Linked DNA regions of Homo sapiens: region 1 is linked to region 2. A link is a loop called in an ENCODE intact Hi-C map of the cell type or tissue named here. Cell type or tissue: OCI-LY7. All regions are shown on one strand.

Evidence for each region. A loop is a pair of places that touch in the nucleus more often than their neighbours do. Peaks named below come from ENCODE experiments on the same cell type or tissue, not always from the same donor. Only the 100,000 strongest peaks of a DNase experiment are listed, where the experiment ranks them.
Region 1: a loop joins it to region 2, with 7 times the contacts of the local background. A loop is called at or near these places in 4 of 110 quality-filtered maps.

The regions. Positions count from the first base shown.
Region 1 is chr10:67,879,860-67,887,859 of GRCh38, reverse strand. SIRT1 (sirtuin 1) reads right to left here and starts at 3,204. Exons shown (of 9, transcript NM_012238.5): 1 at 2,709-3,204; 2 at 327-443. The coding sequence starts at 3,138. RefSeq lists silencers at 2,499-2,618, 2,415-2,709, 3,144-3,328, 2,829-3,368, promoters at 3,136-3,311, 3,138-3,349, 3,137-4,168, 3,139-5,524 and enhancers at 3,449-3,608, 3,629-3,688. In OCI-LY7, CTCF peaks have their summits at 2,930 and 3,159; DNase peaks (open chromatin) are centred at 1,819, 2,719 and 3,279; H3K4me3 peaks cover 3,334 bases; H3K27ac peaks cover 2,654 bases.
Region 2 is chr10:67,785,571-67,793,570 of GRCh38, reverse strand. No RefSeq gene overlaps it. Among named protein-coding and RNA genes, the nearest start is that of TRS-TGA1-1, 25 kb to the right of the region's middle. In OCI-LY7, CTCF peaks have their summits at 4,745 and 4,947 (motif pointing left); DNase peaks (open chromatin) are centred at 2,460 and 4,920; H3K4me3 peaks cover 547 bases.

The DNA of each region.
Region 1 (8,000 bases), 94 kb before region 2:
ACATGCCTGTAATCCCAGCACTTTGGGAGGCCCAGGCGGACGGATCACCTGAGGTCGGGAGTTCAAGACCAGCCTGACCAACATGGAGAAACCCCGTCTCTACTAAAAATTCAAAATTAGCCGGGCGTAGTGGCATATGCATGTAATCCCAGCTGCTGGGGAGGCTGAGGCAGGAGAATCGCTTGAACCTGGAAGGCGGAGGGTACGGTGAGCCGAGATCGCGCCATTGCACTCCAGCCTCCGCAACAAGAGCGAAACTCTGTCTCAAAACAAACAAACCAAAAACCGTACATTTACTCTCTAAAATTAACAGCTCTGAGCCATACCTATCCGTGGCCTTGGAGTCCAGTCACTAGAGCTTGCATGTGAGGCTCTATCCTCCTCATCACTTTCACAGGAATGAAAACCATTAGTGATAATTTCATCACCGAACAGAAGGTTATCTGCAAAAGAAACCAAGTCAGTCAAGGCTATCAAAACAACATGCACCTAAAATGTATGAACGGTTATAGAGCAATCATTTTCATCGAGTACAGCATTTAACATTTACACGGCGTGTGTAAAGCATGCCTATGGGGTCAGCTTGCACTGTTCATTGGAACAGTTTCTTCATCTTTAGGAATTCTGCTCACTCAGTTTCAGCCAAAATCTAAAAATAAATTAAGTCTACTTAAAAAACAGAAAAGATAGCCGGGAGCGGTGGCTCACGCCTCTAATTCCAGAGCTTTGGGAGGCCGAGGCAGGCGGATCACCTGAGGTTGAGAATTCGAGACCAGCCTGACCAACATGGAGAAATCTCGTCTCTACTAATAATACAAAAATTAGCCGGGCATGGTGGCGCATGCCTGTAATCCCAACTACTCAGGAGGCTGAGGCACGAGAATGGCTTGAACCCGGGAAGCGGAGGTTGCGGTGAGCCGAGATCACGCCATTGCACTCCAGCTTGGGTAACAAGAGCGAAACTCCACCTTTTAAAAAAAAAGAAAAGGAAAAAAAAAAAGAAAAGATAATAATCTAGCTAGAATGTATCATACAATCACAAACAATAGCGTTCGTGAAACGTGTAATAAATGGACATTTACATAAAAACGTCATTCAAATATAACCTTGGCAATGCGCACGTTAAACTTACACAATACTACAAGTACCTCTGCATTGTTTCCTCTATTAAATAAACAGTATTAATAACACAATTATTATTAGGTAAATAATAAATTAGTACTCAACTGTGTTGCTTGAAATCAGGGTCTCTTTACTAAATCAGTCCCTAAAAACACATATTACTTTTTTTTTTTTTTTTTTTTGAGACGGGGTCTCACTCTGTTGCCCACCCTGGAGTGCAGTGGCAGGATCACAGCTCACTGCAACCTCGAACTCTAGTACCTGGGACTAAAGGTGTGCGACACCACGTCCCGCTTTTTTTACTTTTAGTAGAGAGGAGGTCTCGCTATGTTGCCCAGGCTGGCCTGAAACTCCTAGGCTCAAGAGATCCTCCCGCTTTGGCCTCCCAAAGTGCTAGGATTACACGAAAGAGCCACCGCGCCCGGCCTGACCCAAATATTGATAAAGATGAACACCTATCAAGGATAGAAACTCCTCAGATCAAAAATAAGAAACCTGACCGGGCGCGGTGGCTCACGCCTGTAATCCCAGCACTTTGGGCGGCCGAGGCGGACGGATCACGAAGTCAAGAAATCAAGACCATCCTGGCCAACATGGTGAAACCCCGTCTCTGCTAAAAACACAAAAATTAGCTGGGCGTGGTGGCGGGTGTCTGTAGTCCCAGCTACTCGGCAGGCTGAAGGAGAATCGGTTGAACGCGGGAGGCGGAGGTTGCACTGAGCCGAGATCGCGCCACTGCACTCCAGCCTAGCGACAGAGCGAGACTCCGTCTCAAAAAAAAAAAAAAAAAAAAAAAGAAACCTTCAAGAACATGACAACTGCAACATATCTGCTTCATTATGCTAGAAGTGTTAAGTTTGTGTCTCAATACTACATACATACAAAAAAAGCATGTTTAGCCCAAACACCATTACCGCACAAGAGCAAGATTAGAATAAAAGTAATATGAACAGCTCTAAAAGTACTCTCTCTCCCATACCCACTCCTAACTGCATTACAGAATGGTAATGTCTTCAGGAACAGCCACGTTCTTTAAATTTTGCAAGCTGTGACTATAGAAACAGCTTTCCTCTTTCAAAAATTGTAATTTCAGTCATAAAAATATAGACCAAAAAAAGCAAACTGCACAGGTGTCAAGTTTGCAAAAAGCAATTGAAAACGCAGACCAACGGGACAGCCAAAAAGTTGCAGACTTAAGTGTGCTGGGGGGTAGAGGAGAAAAGCAATGAAAATAAAAAATAAAGAAAAAGAAAAAAAAAGCTCTAACAAAAGCAATATGCTAAAAGAGTAAGAGGGGGAGAGAAACTTATTTTAAAGCGACTGCGAGAGTCTCCCGACCTGGCTGCTGCGGAAAGAACAAGGCCGCCCAGGCGGGCCACGGACGGAGGAAAAGAGCGAATCCACTGGCAGCTCGCGCAGTAGGAACCGCAGCCCCGGAGGAGCGCGGCTGAACGGAGGGCCGGGGTGGGGAGGGGAACGCCGCGGAGCCTGCCCCGAGCCCCCAGCCGCCCTCAACCTCAGGCCAGTAGGAGCCCGGGGAGAGGGAGGAGGAGATGCGCAGTTCCGGCCGCCCGCACCCTGCGCACCTCGGTACCCAATCGCCGCCGCCGCCGCCTCTTCCTCCTCCTCGCCCTCGTCGTCGTCGTCTTCGTCGTACAAGTTGTCGGCCAGCGGTGGCTCCCGAGATGGGCCCTGCAGGCCCGGCCCATTGTCTCCTTCCCCAGCCGCCGCAGTCGCCTGGGCCTCTTGCTCCCCGCCTGCCGCCGCCGCCTCTGCCTCCGCCTCCCGCCACAGCGCCGCCGCCGCCGCACCCGGGCAGCCCCTGGCCGCCGCCGGCACCTCACGCTCTGGGGCCGCCCCACCGGGCTCGCCCGGGCTCCGCTCGAGGCCGGGACCATCTCTCCGCGGCCTCTTGCGGAGCGGCTCCCCGGCGGGGGACGACGCGGCCTCCCTGTCGGCCCCCGCCGCCGAGGGGGAGCCGCCGGGCTGAAGGGCGAGGGCCGCCTCGTCCGCCATCTTCCAACTGCCTCTCTGGCCCTCCTCCCTCGCCTCCTCTGCTCCCGCTCGACGCGCGGCACTGGCGCCCCCGCGGCTCCGGCTGCGGGAGATTTAAACCCCATCACGTGACCCGCCCCATCGCCGCCCCCGCCCTCTCGGCGCTCCCGCCACCCACGCGGGCCAGACCACAACACTACGGGTCACGTGGCGGGCGGAGGCTGTTGCGTCTACCGCTCCGCCTGGGCTGGAAGCGCACTCGGCCCCGGCGGCCGGCGGCCCTTCCTCTTTGTGGCGAGCGTGTAGTGCAGCCAAATTCGCCCCTCGGCCGCTTTCTCAACTTCTCTTTCAAACTGACCTCAAATCACTACCGCCGGAACAGCTCAAGTTTTGGTCCGCCCTGGGAATTTCCACGTCTTCCTGAAGTGTACACCTGGCCTGCCTTAGCCTTGTCTATATTTAGCTAAGGGTTAAAACACAGCTGAAGCTGGCTAAGACTTAGCTCCCTGAAATACGTTGGATAGTCGTTCTGTTTTGTTAATAAGTAGGAAGAGAGGCAAAAGGAGGCGGCTCCTTTCCCACTCTCCTCACACCGTTCTGACAGCTCCTCTTTTGCTCCTTTTTCTGCTCCTTGCTTTTCTCCTTAGTCGGTTGCTTTTTTCCCCTCTCTCCCATCACTTGTAGGGTGGTATACATTGTAAAATCCTTGAAGGCATATGTCCTCCTGGGAAGACCTTTGACGTGGAGGTTTGGAGATCAGCCGATCTACTTTCTGGCCCCAGCTTGGCTTCAAACGTGTGTGAATTCCCTCCTCCGGGCCTCAGTTTTCTCACGTGCAGAATGGGTTTGTTGGGTCAGTATGAGAGCATGGGAAGGAAATGACTTGGCCTCCATGCACATCTGCCCTTGGTTAAAATTTGGAGTCCTTCCTTTCTAGCGTGAGCTATCTAGCCGTTTCTAAACTTAATTTTTCTCATGTCTTAAATGGTAATAAGTATTTTAAAACGTCATAGATTTAAATGAGATAACCAGATGTAAAACGAGGGGTACCTAGTAGTTCAAAAGGCTTAGTGGAAAGCCCTTCCACTTTCCTCTCTCCCTGAAATTCTGGCACACTGTGACTCCATATCTAATCTTAACTAAGGACCCATATAACCCATGGTAGATCTAGAGCCAGTGTTTGTTATGGCATCTGCCTGGAGCACAGCGTTTCTATCTGTTTAAAGGACCTCTACGAGTTTATGGTACACTGTCCCTTAAGCCTAGTATGGGTTCTGGCCATACTGCATCAATTACCTGCGTGACTTTAGGCAACCAACTTAAAGCTGTTTCTTCATCCTTAAAATAAAAAATAAAAAGCTGGAAATATATCGCTAAGGTCCTATCTACATCCAAAAGTCTTATTTCATCTGGTCACCACTATTCATTTCTGAAAGTAATCATCTCCAGTCCTAGAAGCCTTAAAACCATCTTTGGTTGCGTGGGGGTCAAGGGGAGGGAGAGCATTAGGACAAATAGCTAATGCATGCGGGACTTAAAACCTGGCTGGGCGCGGTGGCTGCTGCCTGTAATCCCAGCACTTTGGGAGGCCGAGGCGGACAGATCACCTGAAGTCGGAAGTTCGAGACCAGCCTGACCAACATGGAGAAACCCCGTCTCTACTAAAAATACAAAATTAGCCGGGCGTGGTGGCACATGCCTGTAATCCCAGCTACTCAGAAGGCTGAGGCAGGAGAATCGCTTGAACCCAGCAGGCAGAGGTTGCGGTGAGCCGAGATCGCACCATTGCACACCAGCCTGGGCAGCAAGAGCGAAACTCCGTCTCAAAAAAAAATATAAATAAAACCTAGATGAGGGGTTGATTGGTGCAGCAAACCACCATGGCTCACCTATAAGTATGTAACAAACCTACACATTCTGCACCTGTATCCTGGAACTTAAATTAAAAAAAAAATCTTTGAAGCGTTCCTTCATACCAATCCCTCTGAAATCCATCTGACCAATCAATGACCAAATCCTGTTGTCCTTCCTTTCTTGCTACACTCCTCCCAATTCCTGACTAGGCACCACACTCCTAGTGGTTGACATACTTGGTCCTCCCCACTTTCTGTCTTACACTACAAAATATTTCATAAATTGACTCTCAGCTACGTTGGTGGAATGCAATATATGAAATGTTGAGAGTCAGTATCCCAATAAAACAGAAACAAAATTCCCAGCTTTTTTGAGAAAAAGATGTCTGTAAGCTTATGAGCATCCTGTTGTTCATTAATTCATTTATATTTATAGTATATTATTGACACGTGAAGTTTATGAACTACAAGAAATGCTATGTGATCAATATTATTGTTAGTATGCTGAGAGGTCAGAGATGCAGTATGCTTTTCAGGTAGGATAAATGAGAAACAGAAATTGTATTACAACAAACACAAAAACAAAAAATCCCAATTAGACTTCTGGTCTACCACTGGTTAAGAACTAACATTAAGGCTAGGCGCTGTGGCTCACGCCTATAAATCCCAGCACTTTGGGAGGCCAAGGCGGGCGGATCACCTGATGTCAGGAGTTCGAGACCAGCCTGACCAGTATGATGTAACCCCGTCTCCACTAAAAATACAAAAATTAGCCCAGAGTGGTGGCATGCGCCTGTAATCCCAGCTACTCGGGAGGCTGAGACGGGAGAATCGCTTGAACTCAGGAGGTGGAGGTTGCAGTGACCTGAGACAGTGCCATTGCACTCCAGCCTGGGCAACAAGAGTGAAACTCTGTCTCAAAAAAAAAAAAAAAAAAAAAAGAACATTAATATTCTGGCTGACTTAGTAGTTCTATTCTCCTAAGTTAATAAATTGGCCTGCCAAGCACGGTGGCTGACGCCTGTAATCCCAGCACTTTGGGAGGTCGAGGCGGGTGGATCACGAGGTCAGGAGATCAAGACCATCCTGGCTAACACGGTGAAACCCCGTGTCTACTAAAAATACAAAAAATTAGCCGGGTGTGGTGGCGGGCGCCTGTAGTCCCAGCTACTCGGGAGGTTGAGGCAGGAGAATGGCGTGAACCCAGGAGGCGGAGCTTGCAGTGAGCCGGGATCGCGCCACTGCACTCTGGCCTGGGCGACAGAGTGAGACTCCATCGCAAAAAAAATAAAAATAAGAATAAATAAAAAATGAATAAATAAAAAAATAAATTGGCCTAATAGCTCTGATATCAGTCTCATGTGACTACAATTAGTAAGGGAGTTAGTATCAACTCTTTTGTACTAATAAAATGTTATTGTCAAAACTGAAAAACACAAATGGAAATCCCTACTTCACACAATATACGAAAATAAATTCCAGCCAGGCGCGGTGGCTCACTCCTGTAATCCCAGCACTTTGGGAGGCTGAGGGGGGGCAGATCACCTGAAGTCGGGAGTTCAAGACCAGCCTGGCCAACATGGACAAACTACTACTGACTCTACTAAAAAATAAATTAGCCAGGTGTGGTGGCACATTCCTGTAATCCCAACTACTTGGGAGGCTGAGGGAGGAGAATTGCTTGAACCTGGGAGGCGGAGATTGCAGTGAGCCGAGATTGCACCATTGCACTCCAGCCAGGGCAACAAGAGCAAAACTTCATCTCAAAAATATAAAAAATTAAAAATTCCAGATGGATTGAAGATCTAAATGAAAAAATACAAAAATAAAAATATGACATTTTAGAATATTTATAACTTTGGATCAAGAAAGAACTTTTTAGCAAGGCAGGAGCCATTTTTTAAATGATAAAAATATTTGACAATATAAAAATTTAAAATATGCTCAAACCTATTAGTAGTCAGGGATACGTAGTGAAAAAATGTCCTAGCCAAGTACAATGGCTCATACCTATAATCCCAGCACTTTAGGAAGCTGAGGTGGAAGGATGGCTTGAGACCAAGAATTTGAGATCAGCCTGGGCCACACAGTGAGACCTCATCTCTCCAAAACCTTTAAAAATTAGTCCAGCATCCTGCTTTGCGCCTGTAGTCCGAGCTACTTGGGAGGCTGAGGCAGGAGGACTGTTTGAGCCTGAAGGTCGAGGCTGCAGTGAGCCACGGTCTAGCCACTGCACTCCAACCTGGGCAACACAGCAAGACCCTAACTCAAAAAAATAAAATACGGCTGGGCGCAGTGGCTCACGCCTGTAATCCCAGCACTTTGGGAGGCTGAGGCGGGCAGATCATGAGGTCAGGAGATTGAGACCATCCTGGCTAACATGGTGAAACCCCGTCTCCACTAAAAATACAAAAAAATTAGCCAGGCGTGGTGGTGGGCGCCTGTAGTCCCAGTTACTCGGGAGGCTGAGGCAGAAGAATGGCGGAAACCCAGGAGGCAGAGCTTGCAGTGAGCCAAGATCACGCACTGCACTCCAGCCTGGGCGACAGAGTGAGACTCCATCTCAAAAAAAATAAATAAAGTAACATCCGGGTGCGGTCAGTCATGCCTGTAATGCTAGTACTTTGGGAGGCCAATGTGGGCAGATCACTTGACGTCAGGAGTTCGAAACCAGCCTGGCCAAAATGGTGAAACCCCATCTCTACTAAAAATATACGATAATTAGCCAGGCATGGTGGTGCACGTCTGTAATCTCAGCTACTCGGGAGGCTGAGGAACGAGAATCACTTGGACCTGGGAGGTGGAGGTTGCAGTGAGCCGAGATTGCGCCACTGCACTCCAGCCTAGGTGACAGAGTGAGACTCCGTCTCAAAAATAAAATAAAATAACATTAAAACATGACCGGGAGTGGTGGCTCACACCTGTAATCCCAGCACTTTGGGAGGCTGAGGCAGGAGGTCAACAGTTTGAGACCAGCCTGGCCAATATTGTGAAACCCTGTCTCTACTAAAAATTAGCCAGGTGTGGTGG
Region 2 (8,000 bases):
GTCAAAGGCAAAAACACTTCACTCCCACGTTCCACTCTATTTTTGTTACAGACTCATTTCCCAATTGTCGACAAGATTGAGCACCAGCTCTTGTTTACTTTTCTCTTCCATAATGCCTGAAGCCTCCAACATGAAAAAGAGACATTGCTCCACTTTAAAGGAGGTTTATGGTGGGGCAGGCTTGTACTAAGCACTTTATATACTTGATCCCATTTAACTTAGTAGCAGACCTTTTAAACTTAAACACTTAAAAATACTCCCCTGAACTCAAAGTATAAAAAGGGAGGGGACTGTGCTGTGATAATGCAGTCTTTTGAATGGAAAGTAAGAAGAAAACAGGACGTTTCTTCAATAATTCAGTTCAGTTCCCTGGTGTGTCCAGCACAACTATAATTGGGTGTACATATATAGAATAGCGCACTTTCAATGCCACTTATTTTTGCATTGTGGCTCAACTTCATGCTACGGCAAACTCATTATGAAAATATATTTCTACTTAATGATTATTAACCTCTAAGATCAGCAGCTCTAAATGAAGATATTTTCTCTTATATTTGATACTGACTGAATGAGACACATACTTCCTGAGAATATTATGTGATAAATATACTAGCATTTGTGTAGGATACACACACACACACACACACACACACACATATGTATCATACACAATACACATATTTTGTAGAGATGGGGTCTTGCTGTATTGCCCAGGCTGGTCTCAAACTCTTGGCCTCAAGTGATCCTTCTGCCTTGGCTTCCCAAAGTGCTGGGATTTTAGGTGTGAGCCACAACACCTGGCCTGTGTAGCATATAAAAAGGCTTATGCCATGTTTATGCACTCAAGGAGCTGATATTCCAGTGAAGTAAGACAGGTATGTGAATATCTGTCAGTTTAAAAGGAGTGTACTGAATTAGTTTAAATATGTAATGTGCTTAGAACATGAGGAGTAAGCACTATGTGTATTAGTTCCCATTCTTACTGCATTAGTGTGTGTTGAGGCACTATTTCTTGCATATCTTTCCTTAGATATCCCATGCATTTACACACATATATGTGTTTCTGTTCTTTACGCAAATGGTAGCACCGTATATCCACTGCTGAATAACTCCCATTTACTCAGTTAATATATCTTGGGAGTTTTTTCATTTTAGTGTGTGAATGCTACTTTATTCTTTTTACCTGCTACTTAGCATTCCATTGTGTGGATAAACCATACTTTTTTCTTTTCTTTTCTTTTCTTTTCTTTTGTTTGAGACAGAGCTTCGCTCTTGTCGCCCAGGCTGGAGTGCATTTGGCGCCATCTCGGCTCACTGCAAGCTTTGCCTCCCGGTTTTGAGCGATTCTCCTGCCTTAGCCTCCTAGGTAGCTGGGATTACAGGTGCCCACCACCATGCCCAGCTAAGTTTTGGAACCACACTCTTTTTTTTTTTTTTAACTTGTCCCTACTGATGCCTTTTCAAGCTATTTACAATTTTTTTGCAATCACAAATAGCACTGTAATGAACAGCTTTGTAAAAAGTATTTCTTCTATGTAAAGTATACCTGTAGGATAAATGCCTAGCACTGGAATTTCTGGATTAAAGAGTATGTATGTGCATTTAGAATTTGATTACCATATTCTCAGGAAAGCAATAGGTGCAATTTGACAGGTTTCAGAGATCTTAGGGCCACTGGATTAAAAAACCCAGGAAACATTGCTTATTCATTGAGATTCTTGCCTTTAGATTTTTTTTCACTCTAGACTGGACTTTGTTGAGTGGCTCAGTGTGAAGCACTGTGCTTATGGAATAATTTACCCAGCATCTTTCCTAGCCCCTAATACCAGGGACTGCCCAAGATATAAAGCAATAATAAAACCATAGTACACATTTCTTCTGGCACCTTCCACAGAGAGAGAGAACAGGTTTCTTTTTTGTTTTTTTTTTTTTCAGTGCTGTGGCTACTTGCCTTCTGGGTATCCTGAAATGTTGAAATACAATTCTAGAACATTTTTGTTCTTTTAAGTAAAGGGAAATTCAACAGAGCAATGCTGGGAAACCTAGGCAGAATTCACAATTTCCAATGAATACAAATAATTTTCAGTACCTGGACATATTCCCAGCCTGACAAAAATATGCTCCTTGGTGAGCAAATTAGAAATACAGAAAAGAGTTTGCAGATATTCCTTCTATATCACAGAGCTGGATAAGGAGAAGATAAGGTTGTTTTCCTGCTTATGAATTTTCATATCCTTTCGCTGCCCAGATCTGATGGTGGTTACAAGATCAATCACAGCAGCAAGCGTTGATGACTAATACAGTTATTGAGAGGAGTCTTTAATTTCCTGGAGGCAAACACCATTACTTGCCACTTCTACACCACAGACGGGAGTTGCCAGGACTACTGGGGAGTCAGTGATGGAAGAAATTGTAAAACTGATGCAATTACTGAGAAAATGATGAAATGTCTCACAATGAAAGGCTTCAATTCCCTTCAATTTCCGGTTCTGTGATATGCATCAGTGTGGCCTTGTCCACAGTATTATTACTTCTCAGCTCTCTGTGGCAACTCAGCCTCACAGTGGGAGAATATTTTGCATCAGGCAGTTCATTCTTACCCTTTCTCCTCCCACCTGGCCTCTTTTGTTTCTTCCAATATTTTTGCCTTGATTATTTCTTAAGTTATCTGTGGAATTTAAGAGAGGTTTGTGAAGAAGTGCATCTTTCTCTGGTTCTAAACTACTGTGGGACTTAGGGCAGATTACTTGCGCTCCCTGATACAGTTTCTTCTACCTGTGGCTAGATAAAAGGATCTCCCCTTTGTAGAACACAGGATCTTGGTCAAGGACTAGCCCCAAATTTGGCCAGTTTAGGACCTTGGGTGGGAGCCAGGACACTGTGGGAACTGGCAAGGAATTTGTAGGCCAAAAGTGGAAGTTGAGGATTGTCAGGGACATGGAAGGCAGAGAAAGAGGATATGTTTTCTCCATCATTCCTTTCTAATAACTCGTCCTTTCTTACTAGTCTTTTAAGTAAAAGGACAGAGACAGAAAGGGAAAGATTATACTTAATTAGGTACATCTATATACAACAGCCCCAAACACCTCAATTATCTTTTCACATTCAGCTGAGTTTGATGCTATTCTAGACAGCATCCCACCTTTAAAGACAAGGGTGAAATTTCTATAGTAAATACTTTCCAGTTCATTAGAGCTGGAAATGAGGCTCTAAACTAGGTCTAATAATAATACCAACAGTAACTACTACCTTTAATAATAATTTCCAAAGCATTTCCTGATATAACTTGTTTGAATCTCACAACTAATCTCATTTCAATGTAGCTTTTGTTACATTTTAAAAACCACAATAGAATGGAAAACATTTTTTTCATTCTATTTTTTTTTTTTTTTTCTTAAACCACTGGTTCTCAACCTTGGATTCAATGGGGAATATGAAAACGCTGCTTCTCACCAGTGACACTGTGAAGTATATATTTGGTCTTTATTTCTATTTACTGTCATAGGGCTCTTAAAACCCTTGGAATCTCTGGAATGATGTGTCTTTTGTATGCGAATGAGATGACTGGTGGCAGGATGCAGCTTGGTCACTGGAAAGACCATGGCATGATTAGAAGGTTGGAACTTTCAGCCTTACCCCCCAGGAGAAGAGAGAAGGGCTGAAAAGTTGATCACCAATGGCCAATGATGTAATCAATGATGCCTACCTAATGAATCCTGCATAAAAACACAAAAGGACAGGGCTTGGGGAGGGGTTTCTGGATAGCTGAACACATGGAAGTTCTTGAAGGGTGGTGCCTGGAGAGAACACAGAAGCTCCACGCCCCTTCCCACATACCTTGCCCTATGCATCTCTTCCACCTGGCTGTTCACCTTGGGAAAGAAAAGAAAGAAACTTTTTTTGAGATGGAGTCTTGCTCTTTCCCCAGGCTGGAGTGCAGTGGCGTGATCTCGGCTCACTGCAACCTCCGTCTTCCGGGTTCAAGCAATTCTCCTGCCTCAGCCTCCCGAGTAGCTGGGATTACAGGCACGCACCACCACACTCAGCTAATTTTTGTATTTTTAGTAGAGACAGGGTTTCACCATGTTGGCCAGGATGGTCTTGATCACCTGACCTCAGGTGATTCACCCTCCTTGACCTCCCAAAGTGCTGGGATTACAGGCGTGAGCCACTGCGCCTGGCTGAAAAATAAACTCTTTATATTAATTTTGCCTCAGTCTTTTTTTAGGTCGACAACCTGTATTTTCTGTAATATCATATATGATAAATGAGTAAATGTAAGTAAAGGATTTCTCTGATTTCTCTGAGCCACTCTGGCAAATTAATGAAACCCAAGGAGGGGGATGGTGGCAACCCTGATTTACAGTTAGTCGGTCAGAACCATAGGACACAAGCTGGGGCTTGCAATTGGTATCTGAAGTCGGGGAGAATCTTGTGGGACTGAGTCCTCGCTCTATGGGATCTCATGCTATCTCCAGGTAGACAGTGTCACAATTAAATTGAATTTGAGGACACCTTGCTGGAGAATCTGCTGGAGAATTGACTAGTTGGTGGTGGGGAGAAATCCCCACACATTTTAGTTACCAGAGGTGAAGCATTCTGCATAATAGAGGAGGATAGGCAAAACGCTTTGGTTTTCCCAGTATCTCAATACCACCCCACTCCACCAACCCCAGATTTCATGTTTCTGGGTAGGAATTTTACAAATCTCAGGTAATTCTAACGTGCCACTAAGGTTGAGGATCATGGTGGCTTAAACGATACAAGCTGTAGGTGAAATGATTAATATCTTGGTGGCTCTCCCTCTTCCGTGTCACCTGTTATTTTTAGGAGTCGCCATGACCCGAGGTGCACTTCGCTTGAGCTCCCAAACGGGTCTATGACCTAGGGCGGTCCCTGTCTCTGCCCTAATTCTCTGATCCTCAGCTCCATCTTGGAGCGCCCCCTGCTGCTGAGTACCTGCTGGTGGAAGAAAGGCGGTCCCCTCTCCTGGCAGCTTCCTTCTCGCCAGACTTCAACTTGAACAGTTTCTCAGTGTCTGGAACTCACCCTTTAACCATGCGGCCACAGATCCTGACTGTCGGGCCTGGTAGGGAGCACAGTCCTAGCTTTCTCTGACCATCTCCCTCCTCTCTCATCTTGTTCCCTTGCAAATGCCTTTCCTCCCCAAGCTTCAAAAAAGAAACACCTGGGCCTATAAAGGACAAAAGATTCCGCAGTGTGTGCGTGTAGAGGGAGAGTGATGTGTCTCCACTAGTAGCAGCTAGCTAAAAATACTGTTTTAGAAATTCCAATAGTGTTCAAACAAGGTGGGACAGAAAATGTTAGAAATAGAAGCTGTCAATCATTTGATGTGAAGGTTGTTCATCAAACAATCCTTAAAGAGAAATAGCTGTGTAGTGTTAGGCAAGTCCCTTCTTTGAATCTGTTTCCTCCCTTGTAAAATGAGGAAATATAAAATTAAACTAGGAAAATTGTGAATCAAAATCAGACTGACTGATTTAAAAAGTTATTTTCAGGTCTAAATTCAAGGACTCAGGGAGTTTCTTTATCACAGCAAGGCCGCTACTGGCAAAACACACATTGTTCATGGTGTAAAGTGTGTTGGCGAAGAGGGTAGCTCTGGGGATGGCACTTACGAGCAGTGTGATGTTAGGCAAGTTCATTAACCTCCCTGTGCCTCAGTTTCCTTATCTGTAAATCTGTAAAATGGAGATGGCAACTACCTTTGTGTAGGACACAAAATATTAGCTGTTAATAGTAGTGCTATAGTTTTTTTTTTTTCCCCTTCAAGACAGAGTCTTGCTCTGTCACCCAGGCTGGAGTGCAGTGGCACCATCTTGGCTCACTGCAACCTCCGCCTTCCAGGTTCGAGCGATTCTTCTGCCTCAGCCTCCTGAGTAACTGGGATTACAGGTGTGCAGCACCATGCCCAACTAGTTTTTTTTTTTTTTTTTTGAGAGGGAATTTCACTCTTGTTGCCCAGGCTGGAGTGCAATGGCCCGATCTCGGCTTACTGCAACCTCTGCCTCCCGGATTCAAGGGATTCTCTTGCCTCAGCCTCCTGTGTAGCTGGGATTACAGGTGTGCACCACCATGCCTGGCTATTTTTGTATTTTCAGTAGAGACGGGGTTTCACGATGTTGCCTAGGCTGGTCTCAAATTCCTGACCTCAGATGATCCACCCACCTCGGCCTCCCAAAGTGCTGGGATTACAGGTGTGAGCCACCGTGGCCTGCTAGTAGTGCTAGTAGTTTGAATGTGATGTCCTTTGCAAAATTCATGTGGAAATTTAGTTTCCATTGTGGTGATATTAGGAGGTGAAGCCTTTCGGGAAGTGATTAAGTTGTTATAGAGCAAGCAATGGGCTTGCTGCCCGACACCCATAGAAGCCAATACTGTGGCACTGGCTTTTGAGAAAAGAAAGGCCTTATTGTAAGTCAACTGGTAAGGAGATCGGAGGCAATGCTAAAATCTGTCTCTCCAACCTGGGAGCTGGGGCAGATTTTATAGGCAGAGGGTAATAAGGCATGATATGATTAGATCTTGCCATGAGATGAGGCTGGGAGGTGTGATCTGACTGGATCATGCCATGGGGTGAGGCCAGGGCTTGATCTGATTGGATCATGGATCATGCCATGATGTGCTTGCTTCTTAATTCAGTCCTGGTTCCTTGGTCTGAGCACTTAGGTTCCACCTGTGGTTGCATGCTTGGTTCATCTGAGCATGATGAGGTTATTTAACTTGCAACCTGGGGGTCCATGGCAATTGAAAAACAACTCACCATTTTATCACACAAAGTAGAACCTGATTGGGTTGGTTCTGTGGTTAAGAGTCCTTAAGGCTCTACCCTCATGTATGTATGAATGCCCTTATAAAAGGGGCTTCAGAGAGAGTTTGCCTTCTTGCTCTCCCCTTCCTTCAGCCATGCGAGGACACAGTGTTCCTCCCACCTAAGGATGCAGCAACAAGGAACCATCTTGGAAGCAGAGACTGGGCCCCCACCAAACACCAAACCTATAGTGGTGGACTTCCCAGCCTCCAGAACTGTAAGAAATAAATTTATGTTATTTGTAAACCACCCAGTCTGTGGCATTTTGTTATAATGGCACAAATGGACCAACGCAAGCAGCAACTGGGAAAGAAAATTAGAGAGTCACTAAAACTATTTTTTCATCACTTTCCCATTTTCTGGAATAGTGCTCCAGCATCACCCAGAAGCTTGTAACAAATGCGAGTTTTTGGACCCCACCCCAGACCCACTGAATCAGAATCTGTGAGGTCTAAGGCCCAGGAATTTTTTTTTTTTTTTTGAGGTGGAGTCTTGCCCTGTTGCCCAGGCTGGATGCAATGACACGACCTTCGGCTCACTGCAAGCTCTGCCTCCCAGGTTCAAGCCATTCTCCTGCCTCAGCCTCCCGAGTAGCTGGGATTACAGGTGCCCATCACCATGCCCGGCTAATTTTTGTATTTTTAGTAGGGAAGGGGTTTCACCATACTGGCCAGGCTGGTCTCTTGGCCAGGTTGGTCTTGAACTCCTGACCTTGTGATCTGCCTGCCTTGGCCTCCCAAAATGTTGGGATTACAGGTGTGAGCCACCATGCCTGGCCGGAATTTGTTTTAATAGCCTCTCCAGGGGATTCTTTTGCATGCTAAAGTTTTAGCGGAACTGTTTTAGAATCTTGCTGCTCAAAATGTGGTCCAAAGCTCAGCATCACAAGCATTTGAATTTATTAGACTTGCAGAATCTTGGGCCCCACTTTGGATCTGCTAAACTGTAATCTGTGTTTTAACAAGATCCCCAGGTGTTTCCATGCTCAATAAACCTTGAGAAGCACTGCCCTAGAAATGTATCTCTAATATGATAGCCAATAAGCATACATGGCTATGAAAATTAAAATTAATTAAAATTAAATAAAATTCAACACATAGTTCCTTATTCACACTAGCCACATTTCGAGTACTCATGGAGCTAGTGGTTCCCATATTGGACAGTACAG